Regions from separate parts of the Homo sapiens genome. Here region 1 is linked to region 2. Evidence: read pairs that join two places in POLR2A ChIA-PET (ENCODE). Cell type or tissue: PC-9. All regions are shown on one strand. Links, peaks and the distances in the headings refer to the core of each region. The heading gives the core; the rest is flanking DNA.

Evidence for each region. Peaks named below come from ENCODE experiments on the same cell type or tissue, not always from the same donor. Only the 100,000 strongest peaks of a DNase experiment are listed, where the experiment ranks them.
Region 1: POLR2A ChIA-PET joins it to region 2 with 6 read pairs; 5 of 35 experiments call an interaction of 5 or more read pairs at or near these places.

The regions. Positions count from the first base shown.
Region 1 is chr3:142,954,434-142,961,898 of GRCh38, forward strand. It overlaps PAQR9 (progestin and adipoQ receptor family member 9), which reads right to left. Exons shown (of 1, transcript NM_198504.4): 1 at 152-7,465. Among named protein-coding and RNA genes, the nearest start is that of PAQR9, 5.5 kb to the right of the region's middle. RefSeq lists an enhancer at 3,875-5,074. In PC-9, for the core only: no CTCF peak of the experiment used is centred there; DNase peaks (open chromatin) are centred at 4,518 and 6,228.
Region 2 is chr3:142,584,529-142,593,416 of GRCh38, forward strand. It overlaps the pseudogene RNA5SP143. Among named protein-coding and RNA genes, the nearest start is that of PLS1, 7.4 kb to the right of the region's middle. In PC-9, for the core only: a CTCF peak has its summit at 2,496 (motif pointing right); a DNase peak (open chromatin) is centred at 2,413.

The DNA of each region.
Region 1 (7,465 bases), core at 2,104-7,103, 370 kb after region 2:
CTTGCCTTCTGCCTGCTGCATTTTATGAAAAGGGTAATGTTTTTTCTTATCTTGTTTATTAGTGTTATGAATATTTTACTGTTAATTTAGGAATACCCTGTTGCTGAAAGATAACTGTTGGACATGCACAGATGTGTACGATCCTAAACACTGTGCTTACAAATAATTTATTCTTATTTCATACATTTGTTTTTCAGCAAAAATGCATAGTCATATTATTTACACAGAATTTCATATTCAAGACTGTAGGGAACAAATGTCTCAGGAAACCAAAATCATAGCAAATCATACAACAGAAATGTGTCACATTTTTTTTTCAGCTACATGCACAGAACTGGCCAAAGTGATACCTATTTCTATAGATTATTTTATCACATAATGGAGAATTAAGATTAAGTAACGCTTTTCTGTTAGAATACACTATTGATTTGAAACCACATGTTAGTCCATGCCTGGAAGCTCACGTATCCTGAGAATGCCTCTCTTGCTAGCTAAATACAGTTCTTTAGGGTGTAGGTAAGGACTGGAGTAAGGGTAGCCTAAAAAGAATGAATCTGGCAAGCAATGGGAAAAATTTCTTTGTGCGCGCATCATTTTTACTCCCTTCTTTCTCCGTCATCACCCTTAAATGAACTTAAAAACAAAAACAAAAAACAGACACATGAAGGTCTCTATTTGATCACTGTTAACTCTTCCCTCTGCCTCTGACCTGAGGAAAAAATGAGTATGCCCCTTCAAGTATAATGCCCTTTACTGCAAAAGGGGACCTGCTGGTTGTACATTCTTGCAAATCCAAGAACAGTCACCGTATTTAAAACCTTTGTTTGGAAATGGGTGAACCTCATAAGGCAGATGGTTGGAGAAGGCCTAAATACACATGGAATCCTTTTAGAAATCTTTTCTCTTCAAGCTGGATATGTGGAAAGTGAAGTTTCAAGGGTAGTGAAAATGGCCTGGGAGATGGCTGAAATGAAGAGAGTTCAGAGCGACCACATGGTCTATACAAATTAAAAAAAAAAAAAAAAAAAAAAAAAAAAAAAAAAAGCAGCCACAGAATCCTCCCCCAGCCCTGAAACACAGAAAGCCTTTTTCTGGTCCATATAGTGATGGCATGGGGCTTATTCTTCTTTCTATTCTGAAGAAACAAGGGACAGAGTTCCAGGGCTGTACATTTTATTGGCTACGTTATTCACCATGCTTATAAACTCATCAAAGTGAAAGGTGCCTCACCTCTTTATTGCCTTGGTACTCAGTTGATTGGCGAGAATAATTTTGTTCATAGCCTCCAGAAAAGAAAACTAGCCTGTTTGAAAAGTAGACCTTCTGTGCTAGGTTTTGCTGGAAGAGGGAATTTAATAAAGTTTCTAACCAGAATTTTTAAAAAGACTTTTAAATTTAGCCATGAGACACACCTAAAACCTATCTCATGTGTTTTCTTCTTTTTTAAAAAATGATTTGTATCCTTCTTTAAACTATACATTATTTACATTTTTAAAGACCTACTAGGTCTTTATCATTTGAGTAAGAGCTCAAGGTGATTAAACTCACCGGATAAAGATGAGTCTTTCCAAAAAGCTCTGGTTCTCACTTATGTGCTAAGGCCTGTTTTTACAAACAAATGTCTATTAGAAACTTTACAAATATAAAATTAAAATACTTTTTTAAAAAATTTTCCCAGGAATTTTATTTTTTGCATCCAGCATATTAAAAACAGATTATGCTTTCCAACTAGAGATGGAACTAAGAAGAAATGAAATTGTGTCCCCATGCTTTATCTAGAAACAAGAGTTTATTTACACAGTGTCCTTCTTCAATATCATGGTGTACTGGGAGAAGCAGGGCCATCTTTACAGCACGGCCAAATGACCACCTGAAGACCCCCCATTCTGCCTTGAGTGCTTATTGCGTATTTTGGGTGGAGGTATAAGGCATGAGGGAAAGGTGGCCTGTCACTTTTACACATTGGAGAATAATTTTGCACATTCAAGAAATTTTCCTTGAGAAATGCCATGTTTGGAATAGCTTCCAGAGATTGATTGAGAACAAAAGCATTAAAGCAAGTGCATTACATTTAGAAGCACAATACATTGGGAAACATTCTCAAAAGCTCAAAGAGCAGGCTGTTTTTCCACTGAGCTAAATAGTAAATAAGTGTGCATACTGTTGCATATAGGTATATGTTCAGAGCTTTCAAAAGTCACATCCTGCCACAATTAACAGCTAAATGAGCATTCTTGGCCCCTGACCTATAAATAAACACTCTAATTCTGCAACTTGCTCACAGATTCTTAAGGAGCCACTCTAGAACAAAAATGCCTACAAACTGGTTAGAAATCTGCAAACCAGAAATGCAATACAGTTATCCTTTTTTAAATGACAACAACAGAAATTTATATTAGCTTTTGGAAGAGTGACTAAGAAGAACTGACATCCATTTTCACAATTAAGAAATAATTATTCACAATACCGAAGAAGCCAAATCTTCAATAAGAAAACGTGTGGCCTCTCACAAAAGAACACAGTAGTGCTCAGCTCCAACCACTGAATGCTTCCTTTTTCAGTTTGTCTAGGCTTGTTCGCTTTTTGTCAGGTGATATATGTCAGAGAATATTGACAATCCTTCAAGAAAATGATTCAAAAGGTGATGTACAATTGGCTGGTGCTATCCCGTAATGCCTTTTTGCCTCTGTCCTAATTTTATGGAAACAAAGTAAGGGCTTTAAGCCAGGAGATAAATGTACCACTCAAAATATACCTGGACACTCGTGCTCAGGTCAAACGCTACAAGATGTGGTTAAGCTGACAAACAGAATTCCTTGCCTGTCTACTCGAACACTAACACCCTGGGAGTTCACATGCTTTTCTAAGGACAAAATTTAAAACTCAGGCTGACTGCACAGTTGAACTTGCTGCCCCATTCTGACTGTTTGACTCTAATCCTCTTTGTTCTCCCCTTCCCATGCATTCTTCCTATCTTTTTTACCTCTGACACTTTTTAATGATTTCCTCCAGATTAATGTTTTCTAAGACATGTTTCATAAGTTACAACACAAAGATCCTAAAAGGCTAGAGAGCATTAGTTAATCTCAGTTAATTTTGGAGATCTAGCCATTTACCTTCTTATGTATGTGATTGGTTTGTTTGTTTGTTTTATTACACTATAAAATTCAGACACTTAAAGACATCTCAATTTAGGCACTTTGGATGATCCACTCTTCATAATAGTATGAATACTATCAATCTTCCAATAGTTATCGTTATTAGTGTTTTCATAATATTAGTGATAAGTTTTTCAATTCTGTACATATGCCGACTATCCCCTCACTTGGATTGTACATTACATTTTCAAGTTATTTTTAACAATAGGCCTAGGAGCACACAGAAAAAGAAAAAAGAAAGAAATTGATTGCTGAGGAAGTCAGCATGTGAATAGAAATAAGATTCTATGGATTGCACTTATGCTAGCAAAAAAAGAGACCCAAACTCAGGGACTTACGGCATTCTACCTACAGCCAAGGTCAGAGTTTGGTTCCTGGCCAGAGAGACTTTCTGGGGCTTCTCTCTTCCACCAGAAGACAAAAGGGTAATGGCTGTAATAATACGGATGGGTCCTTGCCCAATGTCTTACACACAGTAGGTGCTCAAAGATCATGAAAGGTATGATATGAGTGCATGAATGAACAGCTCAAAGATTGCTGACAGAGTGAAGTCAGCAGTGGTAAACTTCAACAGTTGAAGAACAAGATGGTAACAACCATTTTAAGTGGCTGATAACATTTTGTTTGAGATATTTTGATCTAATTTCAAAGACAGCCCTATCTCACTTTGCTCAATTTTAAAGTTAGTCAATTAAGGGACTGTATCTATATCTCTTTTTCCAATTAGTGTCTGTGTGCTTGGCCAGGCATCATAGCCATGCAAACTAGTAAACACAGTTGAGCAGACAATGGTCTCCGCATTCTAATGCCAGTTTGAAAACTTAATCCTGTCACCTTGGACCAACTATAAAGCTTTGAAATGGAGATAACTCCCACCATACCTGTCTCCTATTATAGCTTTGTGCAGATTAACTAATTAAAGTTATGAAGAGATTTAAAGATAAAAATTCCTGTTTATTATTGCTGTTAGTCCTCAGAGTTGGCACCAAATCAGGAAAAAATGATATAAATCACCTCTGTCCCAAAATTTTGCATTCTTAGAAATGATTCCTATGAAGTATCACTATAAATTAGGCTAAATTGTTTTTTGACTGCAAGCACTTACAAGCTGGATTTATGAATGGAAACATATGAAGGCCACTCTGTCCAGCTCTGTAGCCCCATACTTTCTCCCTGGGCTATTTATAGAAAGTGTATGGCTAGTGGAAAAGTTCACATTTATTTTTACAAGCCAGTCATGACATGACCGAGGAACTCATTTCCTCTCTCTGGGAAGGTCATCCTCTTCACCTGAGCTGCAAGAACGGCAGGGAAGAAAGGAACCCCATTAGCCAACTAAGTCAGTCTGAGTCAGCCCCAGAGACCAACCCACGGGGTGACAGGCACCGAAGTCAAACACCTTCATTTTCCAGGCATGACTCTATGGCGCCGCTCCTTGAGATGTCATCCAGATCATGACTAACAAGTAAAAATGAAACATATTACATAATATGCTTCAAAATTCTACTGCCAAAATAGGTTGTACATAGATAATGGACTGAATTCTTATTTATAATTTGTCCTACATTTCAAACAGCTGAACACAATAAAGTAAAACTGAATTTTAATGTGGCAAAATGGAAAGTGTGAAAAATATTTTAAAATATATATTGTTCTGATTGCCACATTACCTTGAAATGTGTAATAAACCTGGATAGTTCCGTGCAAATGGGGAGATTCAAAGTAAATATTCACTTCTAAAACATCAAGAAATTTAATAAATTCAGCAAATAAACTGTATAGTTTAACAAATCATCCCTGGCTTTGACTAGTGTATATGGTACCTATTTGCAAACATGAAGTGAAGCCAAACCAGTTTTCAACTAGAATGTCCTCTTGTCATTATTATATGTGGTCTACAAAATCTAAGATGGAATAGGAAAGAACAGTGGACGAAGGAAAAGGCAAAGGGAAGAGGAAAGTGAATCCTCATTCTCTCTGGGACATACTGGGTGCTGAAACCTGTGTGGCAAAAAGTGTGTCATCTCACTGTACTCATGCAGCATAATCACCTGAAAAATGATATGGGTATAATTTTATCCTTAAGTGGCCTCTCCTTAAGGTCAAAGACAAAGGACAAGAAGAGAATTCTGTCTGTGGACCTGGAAGAACAACAAAAAATTAAAATGACAAATTTGGTGTTTTAGTTATTGTTCTCAAACTCATTAATCCTTGCTAGAAGTCTTCCTCCTGAAAGTTCCTTCTGAAATTGAGGTCCCATTTTACAAAGAAACTACATAATACGCTTCACCCTGTTTCTCTAGCTTCCAAACCAATGTTCTTTGGGGCTCTAGAAAAAACAACAATGACATGCAAATAAATTTGCATGTGGAAATATCCTGATTTCCACAGTTGTCCTTGAATGCATCTATTGAATTAAGTTACAGCTGAGGAATAACATCTGTTGTAAGTACAAATTAGCCTCTGTAACCTAACAGGAATCTCCTTGCACTTCACAAAGGATGAGACACTGACACTCGTCAACAACTGTGCAAAGTGTATTTACAATCTCAGTAAGAGATTCTAAATTAAATATAGACATATATAAATTTAACTTCTATGTGCAAAGTAACACACACAAGGATACCGGTTCCTCCAGGGAATTGTGCTGAGCTTCTCTGTTTACAGAGAAGTGATTAAAAGCATAAACAAAACCAGCAATTGTTTTAGAAGTGCCAGCCTACCAGTGCTGAGGTAAGTGTTCATCTACCTCATATGCATGATCTAAGTTATATCATAAAATCAAGATGCACCTGTGGGACATGATCATCCTGCCCAAGACCTTCAACTAGGCAGTGGAGATCAAGCCCAAGATAAGCCACCACTACCTGGGCAAGCTCTCCATCACCTACAAGCCAGTGAAGTACAGCTGGCTGGGTATGAGGGCCACCCACTCCTCCTGCTGAGCCAGTAAAGGCACACATGTCTCCAAACAAAACAAAACAAAAAAAACTCCCAATCAATGACTTATTTGGCTTCTAACAAAATGACCTACCAGGAAGTGTGGTAAGTATTTAAACAAGTCATCTCAGTGGTTTGTGTTAATCTAGAGTGGCCATCTCAATTACAGGTTAGCATTTGTAAGAAATGTCTAAATAACATTGGCTAATCTGTTTGTTAGAAAGGATCTCAGGGACATGCTCATGAATGTTTCAAGGATTTAGGGTGACTGCCCATCATTTCCATAGTCTGGAACCAAATCAAACTTCAGCGTTTAACTAGGCAAGTGTAATCTTATTTAACTCAAAATTTTCAGTGACAACTCAATAATGTGCTCCTGCCTTTCATAATAAAACTGCCTTGTTTATTCTTGGATATTATGTTTTTAATTTTAAGCAAGGATGGATGGCATCAGTCTAGAACTTCTCCCATGGCTGCATTAGAAACACATCTACATTAGAGGGTTGGCTCTTTGTCCTTGTTGGGAACCCAAATGCTCTGCACGCTCCTGTAAGCTATCTCCAATCCCACCAAAAACTTGAAACCAACACCATCTTCTGCCCTCCTGGATGGACCATGAAACCTTGATTTTCAGTCAGGTAAGAAAAGCTTATTCTTACTACTCTCCCCATGTAAGAAACTGTGTTTGAGGACCAGTCATTTGGACTTTGCTTCAAAAGGCACATTTATTCCAGTGGCAATTTAAATAAGTAGAGAAGGAAAAAAAAAGATTAAAAACAAAACAAACTAACAAAAACCAGGATGGGTTTTGTGGAATACATTAAAGTAAACAAAAATCTGGGGTCTATACAAACCACTCGAGCTCCTCACCAATAGTTTAACCAGAGTCCCTAAGGTAGAATTCACAGTTGTATCATGACACACGCCTTCAGAAAACACTGTTTAAGAAAGTAATTGAGAACTCTCAAGCAGCTTCCCCTGATGTCCAGTTCAAGTGTATGCAATGCAGAAGGCTGTGAAATTCAAAACTATGTGACAAAGAAAATTCAGTGCGTACCACAGGCTTTGATAAATTATGAAAAATCAATGTATATATTACTATTTAAATAACATCTGAAAAACATTTTGAAATAATTAACTTGTGTTCACATTCCATGCATTTTCTAGCAGGTTAAGCCCTGGGTTTGCGTCTTTGTGCCTGTTTCCTACAAAGCTCCATTCTTTTGACAAATCCAAGCATTCCTCAGACTGAAACAGAAGTTCCCAAGGATTCTATTTACCCTCTTTACTGTGTACCTGACCTCACAGGGGCTACTCCTTATTACCAATGGCACAGATGATTGGAAAAGCAAACTCTTTGGGGCTTT
Region 2 (8,888 bases), core at 1,783-6,782:
CATCACCCAATCAATGATTATCAGCATATGGTTAGTCTTTGTTTCATTTATAACCACCTTTCTCATTTTCTCTCTCCTCAGTTGGATTAAAGAAAAGTCTAGACCTCATATCAATTTATCTGCAGATACTTCAGTTTATATCTTTAAAACATAAGGACTAGATTCTATCTCCTAAATATCAAACCTATCCACTTTCCCCCAAATTCCCTTACCACCATTCTAGTTTTAGACCATCATCACCTCTTGCCTAAATTACTTCAACAGGCTTCTAGCTTGCCTATCTGCCTTTAGGCTTGTTTTTCTCTAACCCATTCTCCATACTTGAGGGGGAGAGAGTCTCCCAGACCTTTTATTTTTCCTGAAACGAGTCTCACTCTGTCGCCCAGGCTGGATTGCAATCATGTGATCTCGGCTCAGCTGCAACCTCTGCCTCCAGGATTCAAGCCATCCTCCCACCTCAGCTTCTCAAGTAGCTGGGATGACAGGTGCATGCCACTATGCCCAGCTGATTTTTGTATTTTTAGGAGAGATGGGGTTTTACCATATTGGCCAGGCTGGTCTTGAACACCTGACCTCAAGTGACCTGCCCACCTTGGCCTCCCAAAGTGCTGGGATGCTGGGATTTAATAGGAGTGAGCCACTGCGCGTGGCCATCTCCTAGCTTTTTTGTGTGTGTGTGTGTGTGTGTGTGTGTGTGTGTGTGTGATGGAGTCTCACTCGCTGGAGTGCCGTGGCACGATCTCGGCTCACTGCAACCTCCGTCTCCAGGATTCAAGCCATTCTCTTGCCTCAGCCTCCTGAGTAGCTGGGATTACAGCTACTGTAATCCCAGTGTGTGCCACCACGCCCGGTGAATTTTTGTATTTTTAGTAGAGATGGGCTTCGCCATGTTGGCCAAGCTGGTCTGGAGCTCCTGGCCTCAGGTGATCTGCTGCCTTGGCCTCCCAAAGTGCTGGGATTATAGGCAGGAGCCACCATATCCGGCCAATTTTTAATTTTTGTGGGTATATAGTAGGTGTATATACTTTATGGGGTACATAAGCTATTTTGATACAGGCACACAATGTGTAATAATCACATCAGGGTAAATGGGGTATCCATCACCTCAAGCATTTATCTTTTGTGTTACAAACAATCCAATTATATTCATTTAAAAATGTACAATAAATGTTTGACTGTAGTCACCCTGTTCTGCAATCAAATGCTAGATCTTTTTTCTTTTTTGAGACAAGGTCTCATCTGTTGTCCAGGCTGGACTACAGTGGCCTGATCTTGGTGTACTGCAGCCTTGGGCTTCCAGGCTGAAGTGATTTTCCCACCTCAGCCTCCTGAGTAGCTGAGACTACAAGTGCACACCACCTCAGCTGGCTAATTTTGGTGTTTTTTGTAGAGACGGGGGTTTTGCCATGTTGCCTAGGCTGGTGTTGAACTCCTGGGCTCAAGTGATCGGCCTGCTTCAGTCTCCTGAAGTGCTAGGATTACAGGCTCAAATACTTATTCTATCTAACTATATTTTGTACCCATTAACCATCCCTACCGCACACCCGTCACCCCCCCACTACCCTTCCCAGCCTCTGGTAACCATCATTTTACTCTGTATCTCCATGAGTTCAATTGTTTTTATTTTTAGCTCCCACAAATAAGTGAGAACATGTGAAGTTTGTCTTTCTGTGCCTGGCTTAATTCACTTAACATAATGACCTCCAGTTTCATCCATGTGGTTGCAAATAACAGGATCTCATTCTTTTTTATGGCTGAATACTACTCCGTTGTGTACATGTATCACATTTTCTTTATCCATTCATCTGTTGATGAACACTTAGGTTGCTTCTAAATCTTGGTTATTGTGAATAGTGCTGCAATAAACATGGGAGTGCAGTTATCTCTTTGATAAACCAATTTCCTTTCTTTTGGGTATATACTTAGCAGTGGGATTGCTGGATCATATGGTAGTTCTAGTTTTAGTTTTTTGAGGCACCTCCACACTGTTCTCCATAGTGGTTGTACTAATTGACATTCTCACCAACAGTGTACAAGGGTTCCCTTTTCTCCACATCCTTGCCAGCATTTGTTATCCAACTTTTTAAAAATTATTATTCAGTAGTACTCTTGAAATTTTAAAAATTTGTATCCTAATATGTGCACATTTTTATTAACCATATATAGTTCTACATCCTAATGTACATGAATTTCATGATAATGTAAATTTGAACATAATACAACTACTAATTGATTCCTGCATTCCTGTCAGCCCTCTTTTTATCATTTGGGGAGTAGGAGTTTGGAGGAGAGGGTGAGGCAGGAAGCAGAGTGGTTGGTGTGGATAGGTCCCAGTGTCCCTGGTATTTCCTAAGCCCAGTGTCACAGATCAAGTTGCCAAAGGGGCATCAGTCAGTGTTCTGGAATTCCAGTCAGCCATGTGTATAGAATTGTCCCCATTCATGATTAAACTAGAGTGGAAAATGACCACCAGGTGGTACTACAACCCAGTTGAGACTAAGATAGACTTGGTTCTCAGCCAGATGCCCAAACTCCTGGTTGGTTAGCTATGCAAGTTCCAACATAATGCAACAGTTTTACAAGTTCCTTTCTACATCCGAATGAACTTCAGTGGACACCTCTTGGTACACACACATTCAATAATATGCATTTTTAACAAGCTTCTAGATGATGCTGATGTTGTTTGGAGTTGTTCTACACAGCAGTCAGAGCAACCTTCTTAAAACCCAAAGACCACGACATTTCTCTTCTTTAATAGCTTGGCTATGTATGGAATATTGTCAGACATAGATAAAGGGTAAAAGGGGGCACATGTCTGTTAGTTTTCTTTGGGTAAAGCCTCAAATAATAGACAACATAACCACAAGCCAATATTCTGAAATTTAATAGTGCAGAATAGCCAAACTGCACCAATACACTTGTCCCATTTAGTGGAAACACTGCAAAAACCCATTACAAAAAAAAAGCCATCATAAAGTAACAAAATATTTAAGAAACTTAAAAGTAAGCCATTTGGCTTCCTATCCCTGTGGCAGTTTCACATCTACTAAGACTGTATTATAGAACTAACTAACACTCCACTGTATTTGGAGACAATTCAGAAATAAGGACATGGACTAATTCTTTATGTCTCCAAGAGATTTCTATTTCAGTAATGAATTATTGTCATTTTCATTGCTAGGTCCTGAGTATGACCCTAAGATTATGTAAAATATATCGGAATAGTATGATTATTTGTATTTGCGATTACTATTTTTACTTTTCTGAAAATACTTTCACCTGCTATTATCCTCCAAGTAGCTCTGTAAATAAAATGCAGAGAGGTTTCAGAGTTCTCAAAATTGAGCATGCATCAGAATCACCTGGAGAAATTCTGATTCAATCGGTCTGAAAGGAAACTCAGTAATTCGCATTTTTAACAAGCTGCTAGATGCTACTGCTGCTGGTCCACTGCCCACACTTTGAGTTAGCACTGTTTTAGGGTAGTGGTTCTTAACTTTGGCTACACATTGAATTTATGTGGATGAGAAGATTTTTAAAAAGTATCTGGGGACTCCCAGAGATTCTGATTTGATTAGGTTACGGCACTTACATGTATGTATATGCATTTCTCTACTTACCAGCAAGTTCAAGCATCTACTCATGTCTATTAATCATTTGGATTACCTTTTTTTAGTAAATTACCTGTTTAGAATTTTATCAGTTTTAATTTGGTTGTGTCTTTTTTATTGATTTATACAAACATTTTAACATATTATGAATTAAACCTTTTCTGATTTATATCTGAGAATATTATATCTTAGTCTGTCACTTGGCTCTTATGTAGGAATTTTAATTTTTATTATATCAAATCTACCCATCATTTCCTTTGTGTCTTCTGGATTTTAGTCTTGCTTAGAAAGGCTAACCACAAGATTTAAAATGTTCTTTTATACTTTTCCCTAACATTTTTGTACTTCAGTTTGCTAGTATTTGTTTTCCCATTTATCTACAGATCATTTTTGAAACAAGATCAGACAACTCATTTCCCAGACAGATAGTTCATATGTTGGTATTGAAGTCCCTTCTGCCACTTTCAAAATAAAGAGTTTAAGGGATCTAGATGATATACAAAATCTTTGAGAGAAACAGGCTTCATCATGAGTCTTCAAGAACTCCCCAAATTACCTGTCAAGGCAGCTGCTAACTCTGAAAGGATCAGGACGCTGCAGAATTAGGAATCTGCCCAAAGGGGTTCATGCCTTTCCTCTCTCTTCATGTAATACAAATTTGAATCAGTCTAACTTGGCTTGGTAAAACCTAAATCATTTTTGGAATCCTAGCTACAAGTGAATGTGGGAAATATTGGTTTTGGCTTTCCAGGAAGGCATCCAAGAAGACAGTTGGTCAATCCATGCATGGTATCTGTTACTATGTCACTGACTAGTCAATCATTCTCCTGTATTTTGAAATGCCCTTATTTTCATAAATACATCATAGATATATTTAATGAAAAGATATTTGAGGACAATCAGCAGCCTTTGCCACACCCCATAGCTCTTTCATAATTTGCCATCTGTTTCAGTTAATGTGGTATATGATCTTATTTTTTTCCAAATAAGTAAGGGCAAGGTATGGGGGGAGGGTGGAGAATGTAGAAAATTGCCTCAGGGCACCCTTATAGGCCCTAAAGCCATTTTTTTCTGCCACTGCTAATTGGGGTGACATCATTCTGGGATAATAGGCCAGCTTGATTTTCCAGTTATTAATCTATGTCTATTCTGAAACCCAGACCATTCATTTCATTTTTTAATTTCAGCTATCATATCATATATATAACATATATCATATATATCTCATATATATATATATATATATATTTTTTTTTTTTTTTTTTTTTTTTCTAACAGGGTCTCTGTCACCCAGGCTGGAGTGCAGTGGTGCAATTATGGCTCACTGTAGCCTCAACCTCCTGGGCTCAAGTGATCGTCCCACCTCAGCTTCCCAAGTAGCTGGCTGGGACTACAGATGTGTGTCACCATGCCTAGGTAATTTTTTTCTTTTTGAGATTGAGTCTCGCTCTGTTGCCCAAGCTGGAGTGCAATGGCGTGATCTCGGCTCACTGCAATCTCCACCTCCCGGTTCAAGTGATTCTCCTGCCTCAGCCTCCTGAGTAGCTGGGATCACAGGCACTCACCACCATGACTGGCTAATTTTTGTATTTTTAGTAGAGACAGGTTTCACCATGTTGGCCAGGCTGGTCTCAAATGCCTGACTCAAGCAATCCAGCTGCCTCAGCCTCCCAAAGTGCTGGGATTATAGGCATTAGCCACCGTGCCTGACTTCCTAGCTAATTTTTGTATTTTTGTATTTTTGTGGTGATGAGGGTTTAGCCATGTTGCCCAGGCTGGTCTCAAGCTCCTAAACTCAAGCGATCTGCCTGCCTCGGCCTCCCAAAGTGCTGGATTTATAGGAGTGAGCCACCACACCCAGCCTCAGTTATCAAAATTTTAAATTTCCAAATATATACTCAAAGTTTTTGTACATATGACATCTTCTCATGTTTCTCTGAAGATATTATACATTTCAAATGTCTTCTTCTGATTGTTCTGTAGCTTTGTTTTGTCTAATAATAATTGTAAAAATGGTGCCTCTTTCATGGTAACTTTTTTCAAATGTATGATAATGTGTTAGCTATCTGTTCAATTTTGTATTTTAGAATCTCTCTTCCTTTTGCCTATTTATTTATGGTAGCTGTTCTCTGCCAATTTTGTATAGGGAACAGCACTTATAAGACAAGGGTGTGTGGTTGCTCATCTTTAAAGTGTGGAAGACTGGTGTTCTTCCTGGTGGTCTATTGCTTTCTGGGCCACAATTTAGAACCAGTTGGAGAGAAGAAAGTGGTTGACCAGCCTAGCTACTCTAAATCTCTTATTCTAATTACTCCCCCTGACCAATGTCTCAGTACCCTCCTCCCTACTTCTTGATCTGTTAACTGTAAGTTTGTACACCCTCTCCCCAACTACTACTATTTTTGCCTTTAGCAGATTCCTCCATATGATTTGAGCCGAATTTTCCTTCCATTTGGTTTTTCTGAGATTTAATCTATCTGCATTCTGTCTTTTCTCAACATTTCTGGTTTGTCGATGGCAATTTTTTTTGTTTCTAGGATTTCACCATGTTGACCAGGCTGCTCTTGAACTCCTGAGCTTAGGTTGATCCACCCGCCTTGGCCTCCCAAAGTGCTGGGATTACAGGCATGAACTACCACACCCAGCCTTCTTTTACTTATTTTTATTTTTATTTTTTGGAGATGGAGTTTCGCTTTTGTTGCCCAGGCTGGAGTGCAATGGCACGATCTTGGCTCAATGCAACCTCCGCCTCCTGGGTTCAAGCAATTGTCCTGCCTCAGCCTCCTGAGTAGCTGGGATTACAGGCATGCGCCACCACGCCAGGCTAATTTTGTATTTTTAGTAGAGATGGGGTTTCTCCATTTTGCTCAGGTTGGCCTTGAACTCCCAACCTCAGGTGATCTGCCTGCCTCGGTCTCCCAAAGCGCTGGGATTATAGGTGTGAGCCACTGTACCCGGCCTTTACTTTTTAAAAGTATCTCCTGGCTGGGCCCTGTGGCTCATGCCTGTAATCCCAGCACTTTGGGAGGCCGAGGCAGGCGGATCGCTGGAGCTCAGGAGTTCCAGACCAGACAGGGCAACACGGTGAAACCCTGTCTGTACAAAAAATACAAAAATTAGCTGAGTGTGGTGGTGCATGCCTGTAGTTCCAGCTACTCAGGAGGCTGAGGCAGGAAGATCAATTGGGCCCCAGAGGTGGAGGCAGTGAACCATGTTCCTGCCACTGCACTCCAGCCTGGGTGACAAAGTGAGACCCTGTGTCTCAAAAATAAATAATGATTAAAATAAACAAATAAAATTATCCCCTTTATCATTTCATGAGATTTTAGGTGGTAGGTGGGTTTAGGTGTGTGTGCTTTGTTGGCTATTTTGATCTTATCTGTGTTAGATCAAAACGGTGTGTGTGTTAAATTTTGTGTGTGTGTGTGTGTGTGTGTGTGTGTGTGTGTGTATGCATGAGAGAGAGAGAAGTTTTGCCCTGTTTTTTTGGACTTATTTCTCATATTATTGTTTTCTCTTCTAAATGATTTATCATAAATTCAGAGTTGAAATGAATACTGAATCTCCCATCCAAGTACTAACCAGGTCTGACCCTGCTTGGCTTCCGAGATCACACGAGATCGAGAGTGTTCAGGGTGGTATGGCCACAGACTGAATATTGAATCTTAGTCTTTCTCACATATGTTTTTTTCTCTACTCTCTTTGTTCTGGAAAAAAAAAACCAGCCAAATGAAATAAATATGGTCACATCACACTTGCTGGTATCATTCAGAATGCACCTACTTTTCTAAAATTGATTGTAAAATTGGTGCCTATATAGTAGCTGATTTCGGGATGCTGATCAGGGCTGGGTTGCAGTGGGGTGTTGTGGTTATAAGCATGTTAGAAACCATCAGGCTCTGGGGAATGAACTAACATTAGCCACATTCACAGAGACTCGGTTATAATCCAGAATGCCAATATTTTTCCCTTAGAATACAGGGACCAGTATTGTAAATAGTAGAAAACTGGAGTTGAATCCTGGTTCTTCCATTAGCTTTTTTTTTTTTTTTTTTTTTGAGGCAAGGTCTCACTCCGTCACCCAGGCTGAAGTGCAGTGACGTGATCTCAGCTCACTGCAACCTCTGCCTCCCTGCATCAAGCAATTCTTCTGCCTCAGTCTCTCAAGTAGCTGGGACTACAGGCACATGCCACCACACCCAGCTAATTTTTGTATTTTTTGGTAGAGATGAGGTTTCACCATGTTGGCCAGGCTGTTCTTGAACTCCTGACCTCAAGTGATCCACCTGTCTCGGCCTCCCAAAGTGCTGGGATAAGCCACCGCGCCCGGCCCGCCATTCACTCTTGAGTTGGAATCCTGGTTCCGCCATTCGCTGTCTTTGTTACCTATTATTATTGAATCTGCACTTTTGTCTTCATGAATATTAAATGAAATAAACAATGTGAACTTCTTGGCACAGTAGCTAGTACATAGAAGACATGGAATAAATATTAGCAATGATAATGAAGATGATGATGGCAGTAATCACTAGAGCTCTGCTTTTTTGGTAGCCCTCTTAGTATCAATGAGCCTGGAAAAATAAATTAATAATTCAGATGGATCCTTGGAAACTGTGAAATTAGCAAAGATTGTCTTTATATAAAATATATTTTAAAAATGTAGTTGTAATTATTTAGTCTTTAGTTGTGTTATCATGGGAAAAATAACATTTTGTACTTCAGTTTTCTCATCTGTAAATTGAGGATAATTTCATAGGGTTGGCATGGATATTCAATGAGTAAATACGGTGAAGTGTTTAAAATGGTGACTACCCAGTAGCAGCTCAATTTTTTTTTTTCGGATAGGGTCTTGCTCTGTTGCCCAGGCTGGAGTCCAGTGTAGTGAACATGGCTCACTGTAGCCTCAGACTCCTGGACTCAAGAGATCCTCCCATCTCAAACTCCAGAGAAGCTGGAACCACAGGCACATGCCACCACACCTGGCTAATTTTGGTTTTGTTTTTTTTTTAGAGATGGGTTTTTTCCACGTTGTCTAGGCTGGTCTTGAACTCCTGAGCTCAAGTGCCCTTTCCACCTTGGCCTCCCAAAATGCTGGCATTACGTGTGTGTCACCATGCCCTGCTTTATCCTCGTTTTATTTTTAGTTCGTGATTTTTTATATTATTTTGAAAAACAACCCCCAGCTTAAAAGATGTTATTTTTTTCAACCAACAGTTGGAATACATGATTAGATATAATTTATGTAATAAACAAATATTTAAATGAAGACTATTCTAC